Linked DNA regions of Homo sapiens: region 1 is linked to region 2. Evidence: read pairs that join two places in POLR2A ChIA-PET (ENCODE). Cell type or tissue: OCI-LY7. All regions are shown on one strand. Each heading gives the region's core, and the rest is flanking DNA. Links, peaks and the distances in the headings are about the cores only.

Region 1 (5,374 bases), core at 322-5,321, 110 kb before region 2:
TCTCTGGGCAAGCCAGCCTTCTTTTGATTTTATCCCTTTCTGCCATCAGTACTCTAAACTGGTTTCTTCCTGCTCTGTAAGTTACCACTCATATTTGTTCTTTGTCTTTCAGAATGTACAAACAAGATTTTCATCTTCTGATTACCTCCTCTCTCTGTTTATTATGGGTTTGTGTATTTTTGAGTTCCTTGCAATGGGTTTGTAAAAGGTCAACTTGGCTGAGCTAAACTCCATTTCCCAAAATTCCCTTTCTCTCTCTTTTTTTTTTGAGACAAAGTCTCACTTTGTCACCCAGGCTGGAGTGCAGTGGCACCACCTCAGGCTCACTGCATTCTCCACCTCTTGGGTTCAAGTGATTCTCCTACCTCTGCCTTCCGAGTAGCTGGGATTATAGGCACACGCCACCATGCCCAGCTTAAGTTTTCTATTAGTAGAGACAGGGTTTCACCATGTTGGCCAGGCTGGTCTCTAACTCCTGACCTCAAGTGATCCACTCGCCTCCGCGTCCCAAAGTGCTGGGATTACAGGCGTGAGCCACCGTGCCTGGCAGTCTTTCCCATATGTTTCTGATTAGGTTGGGTCACAGGGAGATTTTCACACCTAACATGAGACATTTATTGCTGGACAACCAAAAACATTCTCTTTCCCCAGAAAAGCACACAAAGTCTTTTTTTTTTGTCTTTAAGATAATATTAGTTCATCCTTCTCCACCTGATTCACACTCCCTCTTTCATGTTCTGTAACTTAAATACTGAAATATAAGGTTAACTCTTATTAACACATGTTAGATAATAAGGAAGAAAACTAATGAACCAAAAAATATTTGGTTAATACACACACACACACACACACACATATTTAAACACAAATATATCAAATTAAGGAAGAAATATTTGTAACTATTGTAGTCCATATTTCTGCAATGGTCATGTGGTCATAGCTGGTATATATGTTCTTCCACTACTCATTCCATATTCCCTTTGCTCTAAGTAAGTACTTCAGCCAGTTCGGATTCCTTGCCTCATGGGGTGACCCAGGCTTTCATTCTTGAAAGATATGGGCTATTAGCAGTTCTTTCTGAATTACTTCTGCTGTTTGCAGTTCTACAAAACCCTTTGCAATTTTCCGTGGACTTGAATCTCAGGACATGGGAAATACTAAGAGATGTCCTAGAGGATCTCTTGCATTTCAGACACACTTCACTTCACCTGTATTGTGCAATAGTCACTCAAATTCCTCTTGAAAGTTAGGGTCAGTTATCCCCAGTGAATACAGTAACCCTCTCCATTGCCTCTTGATTTGGAACTTCAGAGTAAAGTTGGGGTCTCAACTTCAGGTTAGTGGAATCATTTGTTGTGTCCCCTAGTGGATGTGTTCGTCTCTTTGAAACTAGACTTTTAGAACAACAAAGCCTAAAGTCACAGGGATAGGAAATAAATATTTTGCCAACACTGAATTTATTAGTCTTCATTGATTTCCCAAAGAAATGAAAGAAAAAGCCTCCTAGCACTCATTAAAAGTCATGAAAGGCATCACTGTCTACTACTCAGTCACCTAAGCCAGAAACCTTGGAATCATCTTAAATTCTTCCCTTACAACTATCATTTTATTTCTACTGGTGACAAAATCCTATCAATTCTACCTTATTTTACATCTCTCACTTTTATCCCCTCCTCTACATTCTCATATCAGTCACTGCCTTAGACTAGGCATCACCTTCACTTACCCAAATTGTAAAGATGATCTTTAAACTTTTTGTCTCTGTCCACTATTTTTCTGCTAAAGCAATCTTTTAAAAATCAGACTATATTTAGTGGCTCTAAGTGCTTATAAGGTAACACCAAACTCCTTAACCAGCTGAATTAATTTATCTGTTATAATCGAGATCCAAGTCAGATGGCTTTAACAAGTTAGAAGTTTATTCTCTCTTAGGACTTAGGTGATGGTTCAGGAATCCAGTTCCTTCTGATTTACCTGGTCTTGGATATTTCACCACCATGTCAGAACCAGCATGAAAAAGGAAATGGAGAAGAGGAGGATGTGCCCTTTCCTTTAAGGGGACAACCCAGAAGATGTGCAAATCATTTTCACTCTCAGCTCCTTGGCCAGAACTTGGCTGCCAGTTCTAGCTGCAAGAGATATTGAGAAAGAGAGTCTTGTCTGGGGGGCCTTGTGTCTAGCTACAGGAGGCCTGTTATTGTAGATAAGTGGGGAATGGGTATTGGAAGACCACCAGTAGTCTCTGCCACATGAGGCATACACAATCTTCTGGAGAGTGATCCTCGCTTACTTCTTTACCTTATTTTTTAGTGTGCTGCTTTTCCACATTTCCCTCTTTATCAGCTCTCTTGACTCTGTTTCCCCTTTGCATTAGCCATGCTAAACTATTTGCACTTCCAAACATGCTCTGCTGATACACGTTTCTCCGCCTTTCCTCTTGCTTCCTTAGCTTGAGGTGCCCTTGCCACATACTTTCCTCATCTCCAACTCATTCTGTCAGCTTGATTTCAGAGAAGTTGTCTTTTAAAACTCAACATAAGCCTCTCCAATTCTGTTTTCCTTATTGTGTACACATAGACTTGAGACATTACATCTCTTGGTACTTATTTACACTTAGATTATCTTTATATTTTGTTGTAAACTCTTTGAGGGCACATATGACATTTTATTCTTGTATCTCTTGGATGTAATGTAATGCCTGACAGATAAAGGATGTGTACTTTCTTTTTACTGGATGAGCAAGTGGGTTTATAGCAAAAATAACTGTGCAGACTTTTTAAAATGTCAGAACCTACTCTTAAGATAGGGCTACTGTTTCTTTTTTTTTTTTTTTTAACTTTTGTCAATCAAAATGTTAGTGCTAGCTCTAACAATATTTATAATCATCCTATATTTTCTTGTTAGTCTTTTCATATTTAGTTTTTAGTTACAATTTAATTCCAGAAGTGCTCAGAGTTAGTTATGGAATTTGTTAATTTTTTTCTCTTTAAAATGAGCAGCCTTTTCTGTCTCCTAAGGCACAGTATTTATAATTGCTTTTTTTTTTTTTTTTTTTTGAGACGGAGTCTCACTCTTGTCACCCAGTCTAGAGTGCAATAGCGTGATCTCAGCTCACTGCAACCTCTGCCTCCCAGGTTCAAGTGATTCTCCTGCCTCAGCCTCCCAAGCAGCTGGGATTTGCAGGCACCTGCCACCACACCTGGCTAAATTTTTGTATTTTTTTTTTTTTTTTTTTTTTAGTAGAGATAGGGTTTCACCATGTTGGCCAGGCTGGTCTTGAACTCTTGATCTCAGGTGATCTGCCCATCTCTGCCTCCCAAAGTGCTGTGATTACAAGTGTGAGCCACTGCGCCAGGCCTGTAATTGCTTTTTAACCGTTCAGTATATCAGTGACTTGCGGCAGGAGATGTGTTGAAGTAAGTTAGATAATACTGACATGATTTCCAAAGCCTGTCCTAAGACCTTCTGAGCACTGCCACCTTAACATACTGGTTCTAAGATATTGGTGACTCAGGATTAATTTAATGACTGAAAAGAGTCATTGTTGTAAACAAATTCTAAGGCAAGAGTGCCTTAAATATTCTTACATGGAGAATTTTTTTTTTCTGCTTTACTGTCTTGAGTAATATCTTTTGTTTTACTTGTAGATTTGATGGTCCTCGAAGATTTGAGGATTTAGGGTCAAGGTGTGAAGGACCGAGACCCAAAGGGCCTCGTTTTGAAGGAAATCGCCCCGATGGGCCAAGACCCAGATATGAAGGTCACCCAGCAGAGGGCACTAAAAGCAAGTGGGGAATGATTCCCCGGGGGCCAGCATCTCAATTTTATATTACCCCCAGTACATCCCTAAGTCCTCGACAGAGTGGACCACAGTGGAAAGGCCCCAAACCAGCTTTTGGACAGCAGCATCAGCAGCAACCTAAGTCACAAGCAGAACCTCTTTCAGGAAACAAAGAACCATTAGCAGACACCAGTAGTAACCAGCAGAAGAATTTTAAAATGCAATCAGCTGCATTTTCCATTGCTGCAGATGTAAAGGATGTCAAGGCGGCTCAGTCAAATGAGAATCTAAGCGACTCTCAACAAGAGCCACCTAAAAGTGAAGTCTCGGAAGGGCCCGTAGAGCCCTCTAATTGGGACCAGAATGTTCAAAGTATGGAGACTCAAATCGACAAAGCCCAAGCTGTTACTCAGCCTGTACCCCTTGCGAATAAGCCTGTACCTGCTCAATCTACTTTTCCTTCAAAAACAGGGGGGATGGAGGGAGGAACAGCAGTAGCAACATCATCATTAACAGCAGATAATGATTTTAAACCTGTGGGTATTGGTCTACCCCATTCAGAAAACAACCAAGATAAAGGCCTGCCTCGGCCAGATAATAGAGATAATAGATTAGAAGGCAATAGAGGCAACAGCTCATCTTACAGAGGTCCTGGGCAAAGCAGAATGGAAGACACACGGGATAAAGGTCTAGTAAACAGAGGTCGCGGCCAGGCAATCAGTCGAGGCCCAGGATTGGTCAAGCAAGAAGACTTTCGGGATAAGATGATGGGTAGAAGAGAAGATAGTCGAGAGAAGATGAACAGAGGAGAAGGTAGCCGGGACAGAGGGTTGGTGAGGCCTGGAAGCAGTCGGGAGAAAGTGCCAGGTGGTCTTCAAGGGAGCCAGGACAGGGGTGCAGCTGGCAGCCGAGAAAGGGGACCACCTCGGAGGGCTGGCAGTCAGGAGAGGGGACCTCTTCGAAGGGCTGGGAGTAGAGAGAGAATACCACCCCGAAGAGCTGGGAGCAGGGAGAGAGGACCACCTCGAGGGCCTGGCAGTCGAGAAAGGGGACTGGGAAGATCAGATTTTGGTCGTGATAGAGGTCCATTCAGACCAGAACCAGGAGATGGTGGGGAAAAAATGTATCCATATCACCGGGATGAGCCTCCTAGGGCTCCATGGAACCATGGAGAAGAGCGAGGGCATGAAGAGTTTCCATTAGATGGTAGAAATGCTCCAATGGAACGAGAAAGACTCGATGACTGGGATAGAGAGAGATACTGGAGAGAATGTGAACGTGACTATCAAGATGATACACTAGAGCTCTATAACAGAGAGGACAGGTTCTCAGCACCACCATCTCGGTCTCATGATGGAGATAGGCGAGGCCCTTGGTGGGATGATTGGGAGAGAGACCAGGATATGGATGAGGACTACAATAGGGAAATGGAAAGGGACATGGACAGGGATGTGGATCGGATTTCAAGACCTATGGATATGTATGATAGAAGTTTGGATAATGAGTGGGACAGAGATTATGGGAGACCACTGGATGAACAAGAATCACAGTTTCGTGAACGGGATATTCCATCTCTTCCACCTTTACCGCCCC
Region 2 (5,374 bases), core at 118-5,117:
AGAAACCCCTGGGGACCATGTGATTAAGTTCCTATCTTTTGAAAGTTTGTTCTGCAGAGACTTCTAGGAGGATGCTGTGCCTCCCAAGCTCAGAGCAGCCTCTGTCCTGGCTGTGCACATTCTCCCTTGATTCCACTTGTGTGGAGGGATTGAACACAGGCAAAGAGGTGCTGCTTTGCTTCTTCAATGGCACCTTCATTCTCCGTTGTCATTGACTTCAAGATGCCTCTTCTACCTCTTCCAGGAAGCACAGGCCAGGGGATCTGGGTGTGTGAGTGGGAGGAGAGGGCAGAGGTCCCCTGAGGTCATGCATTGTAATCATCATAGAAGGAGAGCCCAGGCCTGCCCTCACGCTCTCCATCATAGGCTGACACCAAGAAGACTCGTCTTGGCACAATCTCACACAGCTGGGGCTGTAGCAACCCTTTCCAACCCCTTTGCTGGTTGCTGGGCCTCATTCTAGCACCTTGTTCTTAGAGCAGATTCTAGCACATCATGGCAGTGGGACCAAGCGTGGTCCCGAGGAAGGGCCAGAGCCTGGTAGAGACTAGGGAAGGGAGGTCTCCTCTAGACTGACTCACATTGCCTTGAGCTTTTCAGTTAAGTTGCTGTAAGCACCTGGGCTGAGGAGGCAGTTTTTGTTCCTTCCTGCGTTATAGCGGGGCCTTGTCTCTTCCTCTGCAGGACACAGATCTGGAGGACGTGGACTGGGGTAGGAAACCACCCTGAGGGTGTTAGTACCTAGTGGTGAAACGGATGAGGTCATTTCTAAGGTGTGTTGCCCGTGGATCTGGGCACAATCATTGGAATTCCTTGGAGCCACTGGGATTCATGGCTTTGTATCCAACTGCATCCAGGCCTGAGGCTGCTGACGTTTGACACCAGGGCCAGTAGAGAGTGCCCTTTTGTATCTTAAGCCAAGAAGTGAGGCCTGGGGGTGGGGGAGGGGGGAAGGGGTGGGAGCCAATACTGAGTGCCTGCAGCATCTACTACTCTGTCTTCACTATTCAGAACTTGTAACTAAAGTATTTAAAGAAACTGATTTTAAATGCAAATTAAAGGGCAGATATTCTCAAACAGGGTTCCTGTATCTGTTCCTTTTGGCTACTGAGGTGGTACAAGTCCCCAGCACTGTTGCACTGAAATTATTGAAAGCCACTCAAGGTCCTGTTGCTTATTTTGTGAAATCAGAAATCCCTTATGTGGAACTTAACACTCATAATTTGACAGAAGGTAGAACCCTGACTGCCAGCCGGGAAAGTGTTGCCAAAAAGAGTCAACCTCTGTAAAAATATTTGAAGAGATTTATTCTGAGCCAAGTGTGAGTGACTGATGGCCTGTGATACAACTCTTAGGAGATCCTGAGAACATGTGTCCAGGGTCGTCTGGCTACAACTTAGTTTTATACATTTAATACATTTTAGGGAGACATAAGATACCAGTCAGTACATGTAAGATGTACAGTGGTTTGGTCTGGAGAGGCAGGACAGCTCAAGACCTGGGGATGTTGTCATAGGCAGAATCAAAGATTTTCTGATTGGCAATTGGTTGAAAGAGTTATTATCTAAAGACCTGGAATCAATAGAAAGGAATGTCTGGGTTACAGTAAGGGGTTGTGGAGACCAAGGTTTTATGCAGATGAAGCCTCCAGCCAGCAGGCTTCAGAGAAAATAGATTGTAAATGCTTCTCATCAGACTTAAGGAGCCTGTTTTAACAGTAATTCCAAAAGGGAGGGGAGTATAATGAGGAATGGCTGGCTCCCTCTTCCCACCATGGCCCGAACTAGCGTTTCAGGTTAACTTTGGAATACCCTTGACTGAGACGAGGGGTCCATACAGATGGTTGGGGGGCTTAGGATGTTTTTTGTTTTGTTTCCATAAAGCATCATAGTCTCTTAGTGCCCCACCTTCCTTGAGCCTGTCAAGCCATACTCTAGAATAGAGAATTTGGGGTCACCATCTTTGTGAAGCCCTTTCAAAACACCAGTAGACTTGCATTTTTTGTGTGGGCTTACATTATTTCAGTGATGGATTTGGGAGGAGTGGGGGCATCTCATTTCATTTGGATTTGATAGCCTTGTGGACCAAGATGCTCAAGGTCAATACACATGAACAGGTGAGGGTTGATGACCTAGGAGCAGTGGTCAGTGAGCGTGAGTGTACAGGGTGGGTAGCTAACCTAGACTGCAGGTGGCAGGTGTGATGGAGTCCAGGCTTAAACACAGCCTTGTCTTTTCCAGAGTCCCTGTCTGCTGAGCTCTTGCAGTGAGGCCATCCCTCTGTGAAGGTCTGTCACAGGAGGGAAGTGGGTCCCAGAGAGTAGAACTAGAGCTCTAGTAGATAGAAAAACAAATTAGGTTGAATGAAAGGAAGAACAGGATTTGGTGTTAGAAGCTTTAATTTATCTATCTGGTAAACCTGCAAAATAGGCATTATTTACCCCATTTTATCGAAAGGAGGTCGACTGTAAGAGCTGGGACCCACAGTATTCTAAACTCAGGGCCCAACAAAGTGTCAGATGTGTAGCTTTGGGTGGATGAAGCACAGAAGTTCCAGAAGGGACTTGTGCTTCATGAAGCGGTGGTTGGAAGTGGTCCAGCCTGACTTAGGGAGAGTAGCAGAAGGAACACTAACTTGCAACTCTGGCTAGGTTGTGTCCTTAACCTTTTTGAGCTTCAGTTTTCTCAGGAGCTACCGTCTGTTGCAAGGGGTCACTGTGAGGATGAAACTGGTATTCCCCCAGGCACCATGAGCCTCTTCCAAGGCTTCTTCATCCTCTTCCCCACAGAACCTGGTCCTCCCCGACCCCACCCCTTCCCCTGAGGCCCACATGGCATGCTGCTCACCACCAGCCCTGCGTCCTACTTCCTGGCAGCCCCAAGCTCGCTCTTGACTTCACTCTGGAGCTTCTACAGGGGAGCCTTCCAACCTGCCCCAATGAGCCGTGGTCATTGCATGGAAGAAGCGAGAACACCGTAGGCCAGAGCAGGCTTTATTGGGGCCGTGTAAACCCCAGGGAGAGGCAGGACGTGGACCACAGAGAGTCATGTACAGGCTGCGCTTTCACTTGTCTTCTCTGTCTCAGTCTCCTGAAGAGCCCGAGGAAGTCAAGTCTCCCCACCATGAGTGAGGGGTCTGGTCTGACAGTTGGGCCTTCAGAGCCAGGCACGTGGACCGTGTCAGAAGCGCCACCTGGTGGTGACTGGGATGCTGGCAGGGAGGAGCTGAGGGCAAAACTCTAGTGGAAATTTCCCAGGTCGGTCCCACGCCCCGGTGACAGGGTGAACCCTGAGAGGAGCCCCCAAACTGGAGGCAATTGTCTTTGAGGTAACCACTCACCCCAGCTTTTCAGAGACCAGAGGCAAGACATTTCTGGCTAAGAGCCATGGATAGTTGTTCCATGCGTTTTGTGGTTTCTTATCCCAAAAGGGCATGAAGTCACAGTAGGCAGTGACATGGTAAACAGCCAGGGCCTGAGAGGGAGTCCTGATGGGCACACCTTGTCTAAACTGCTTTGGCCTGGAAGCTGAATTGCTGTCCTCTTGCACCCCTGGGGCAGGCTGCCCCTCTTCCCCCACACAGGCCCACTGGGGAGGAGGACTCTTGATTCTGGTTTCAGACTTGCTCTAAGGGGCAGACCCATGCATTCCTTCCTCCCCCCATTACTCTTATTTTCTTCCCCTCCCTTTTGCTCTCCCAAGTCTGAAATCACAAGATAGGGGGCATGGTCAGGAATCGGGGGTGGGGGGGTGGGGGTGGGGGTCATCCTGTCCCCTACCTCATCCCTCCCTGCACAACAGATGGCATCCCTGCTTCTGGGCCTCCCCAGCTGCACGAACAGCTTCTGGTGGAAGAGGCCTACTCGCTGTGTGACTAAGAGGACTAGCCAGGACAGTCTGGTTTGGGTCCACTGAGCCAGTGGATCAGTGTCCTGAGATGAGTCTCCAGAGATGTCCTGAGTGGGGCACAACATGGCAGTGAGTGAGTCACAGAACCTCACAGTAGGGTGCAGCAGGTGGTCAACAGCTCAGCGCCAGTGCCACAGAAGGCAACCTTTAACATGGTGAGTCCACATGCTCAACGGGTCTGTTGACTGATGGGTAGATGGTTCAAGCTGCTTAGCAGGGCAAGCCTTGACTGCCCCCACCTCCAGCTTTTCCAGGAGCTGGCCCTTCCTGGGTGGTGGCCATAATTCTGAGGCCCCAGTGGGAGCCCAGCAGGACAGACAGTGCCCTCCATTCCTCGCCCAAAGCCCGCTGATAGAGGGCCAGCCCTGGGTTGGGTGTCAGGCAAGGAGGAGAGGCGATCCAGACCAGGCCAGCTGCTTCCGTCACCCGCTCTGCCCTCTTACCCCACCAGCTTGCTCCATTGGATGGTACTGAAAAAGGGATGGGACTTGAGTTTGCTGACACCACCTTCTCCCATGCCCAGGCGCCGGGTAGGCTCGAACTGCAGCAGCTGCAGAGAGAGGCCCAGTCAGCTGGGCCACTCCAGCTGTGGAGGCATGGGGTGACCTCCAGGGACTCCAACCACTATGGCCTCTAGGGGGCCTGCTCCCTGGCAGCCTGGCCCACAGAACCCCCATTTTACCCTGGGAACATTGGTGGTGGTTGGCCACCAACATATAGAAATGTGTTGCCCCTACTGCCCTCTGCACCCACATCAGACACTGAGCACGAAGCACACGTGGTTCAGACACAGTTCTGTGCCCCTCCCAGCACCTTCCTCAGGCTAGGCAGCTGCTTCCTCTGGCCGGGCTACACCTCACCTCAGTCAGCAGAGAGGCCGCTGGGCGACTGAGCCACTCGGGCAGCTGGAGCTGGGTGTGGGCCTGGATTCCTGAAGGGTGGCTCTGGGACAGTGCCTGGGAGGACACAGGGAAGGGCCTCTGAGGAGGCAACCCCAGGACCGTCTACACTCCAGTGGCAGCCAGGATTTTTTTTCCCCATGTCACAGCCCATGAGGAGGATGACAATAATGATAGTTGCTACAGCCAGACACAGTGCCTGATGGCTAAGCAGTGCCTTTATGTTATCCACGAAAGGCAAGAAACAGGCCCAGAGAGGTAAAGGGACTTGTGCTGAGTTCAGGGTTTGAACCTAGGTCTCTTGGCTCCAAGCTTGCTAGAAGCAACTATCTTGGGTTGCAATCAGGGCAGGCACTCTTGGGAATAGTGATGGAACTTGTCTCCTTATTTTAAAAATCCACACGGGCTGTTCATTTGGCAGCAGGCCATGGCATGCTACCATCGGGGCCAAGGCAGCGGCGTGGCAATAAAAGAAAATAGGACCTCTCCACACCCCAGAAAGGCACAGCTTTGAGGAGCAGAGGGTCTGTCTGGAGGGAAGTATGAGCTTCCAGGAACCCCCAGGAG

What was found. ChIA-PET counts read pairs that join two places held together with the same protein. Peaks named below come from ENCODE experiments on the same cell type or tissue, not always from the same donor. Only the 100,000 strongest peaks of a DNase experiment are listed, where the experiment ranks them.
Region 1: POLR2A ChIA-PET joins it to region 2 with 6 read pairs; 2 of 35 experiments call an interaction of 5 or more read pairs at or near these places.

Annotation. Positions count from the first base shown.
Region 1 is chr14:74,793,933-74,799,306 of GRCh38, forward strand. YLPM1 (YLP motif containing 1) reads left to right here. Exons shown (of 21, transcript NM_019589.3): 5 at 3,648-5,374. Among named protein-coding and RNA genes, the nearest start is that of YLPM1, 33 kb to the left of the region's middle. In OCI-LY7, for the core only: CTCF peaks have their summits at 3,765 (motif pointing right) and 3,964; no DNase peak of the experiment used is centred there.
Region 2 is chr14:74,902,667-74,908,040 of GRCh38, forward strand. DLST (dihydrolipoamide S-succinyltransferase) reads left to right here. Exons shown (of 15, transcript NM_001933.5): 15 at 1-1,077. RPS6KL1 (ribosomal protein S6 kinase like 1) reads right to left here. Exons shown (of 12, transcript NM_031464.5): 11 at 4,769-4,864; 12 at 1,285-4,458. The coding sequence ends at 4,348. Among named protein-coding and RNA genes, the nearest start is that of RPS6KL1, 18 kb to the right of the region's middle. In OCI-LY7, for the core only: CTCF peaks have their summits at 3,197 (motif pointing left), 3,399 and 4,522; a DNase peak (open chromatin) is centred at 3,175; H3K27ac peaks cover 980 bases.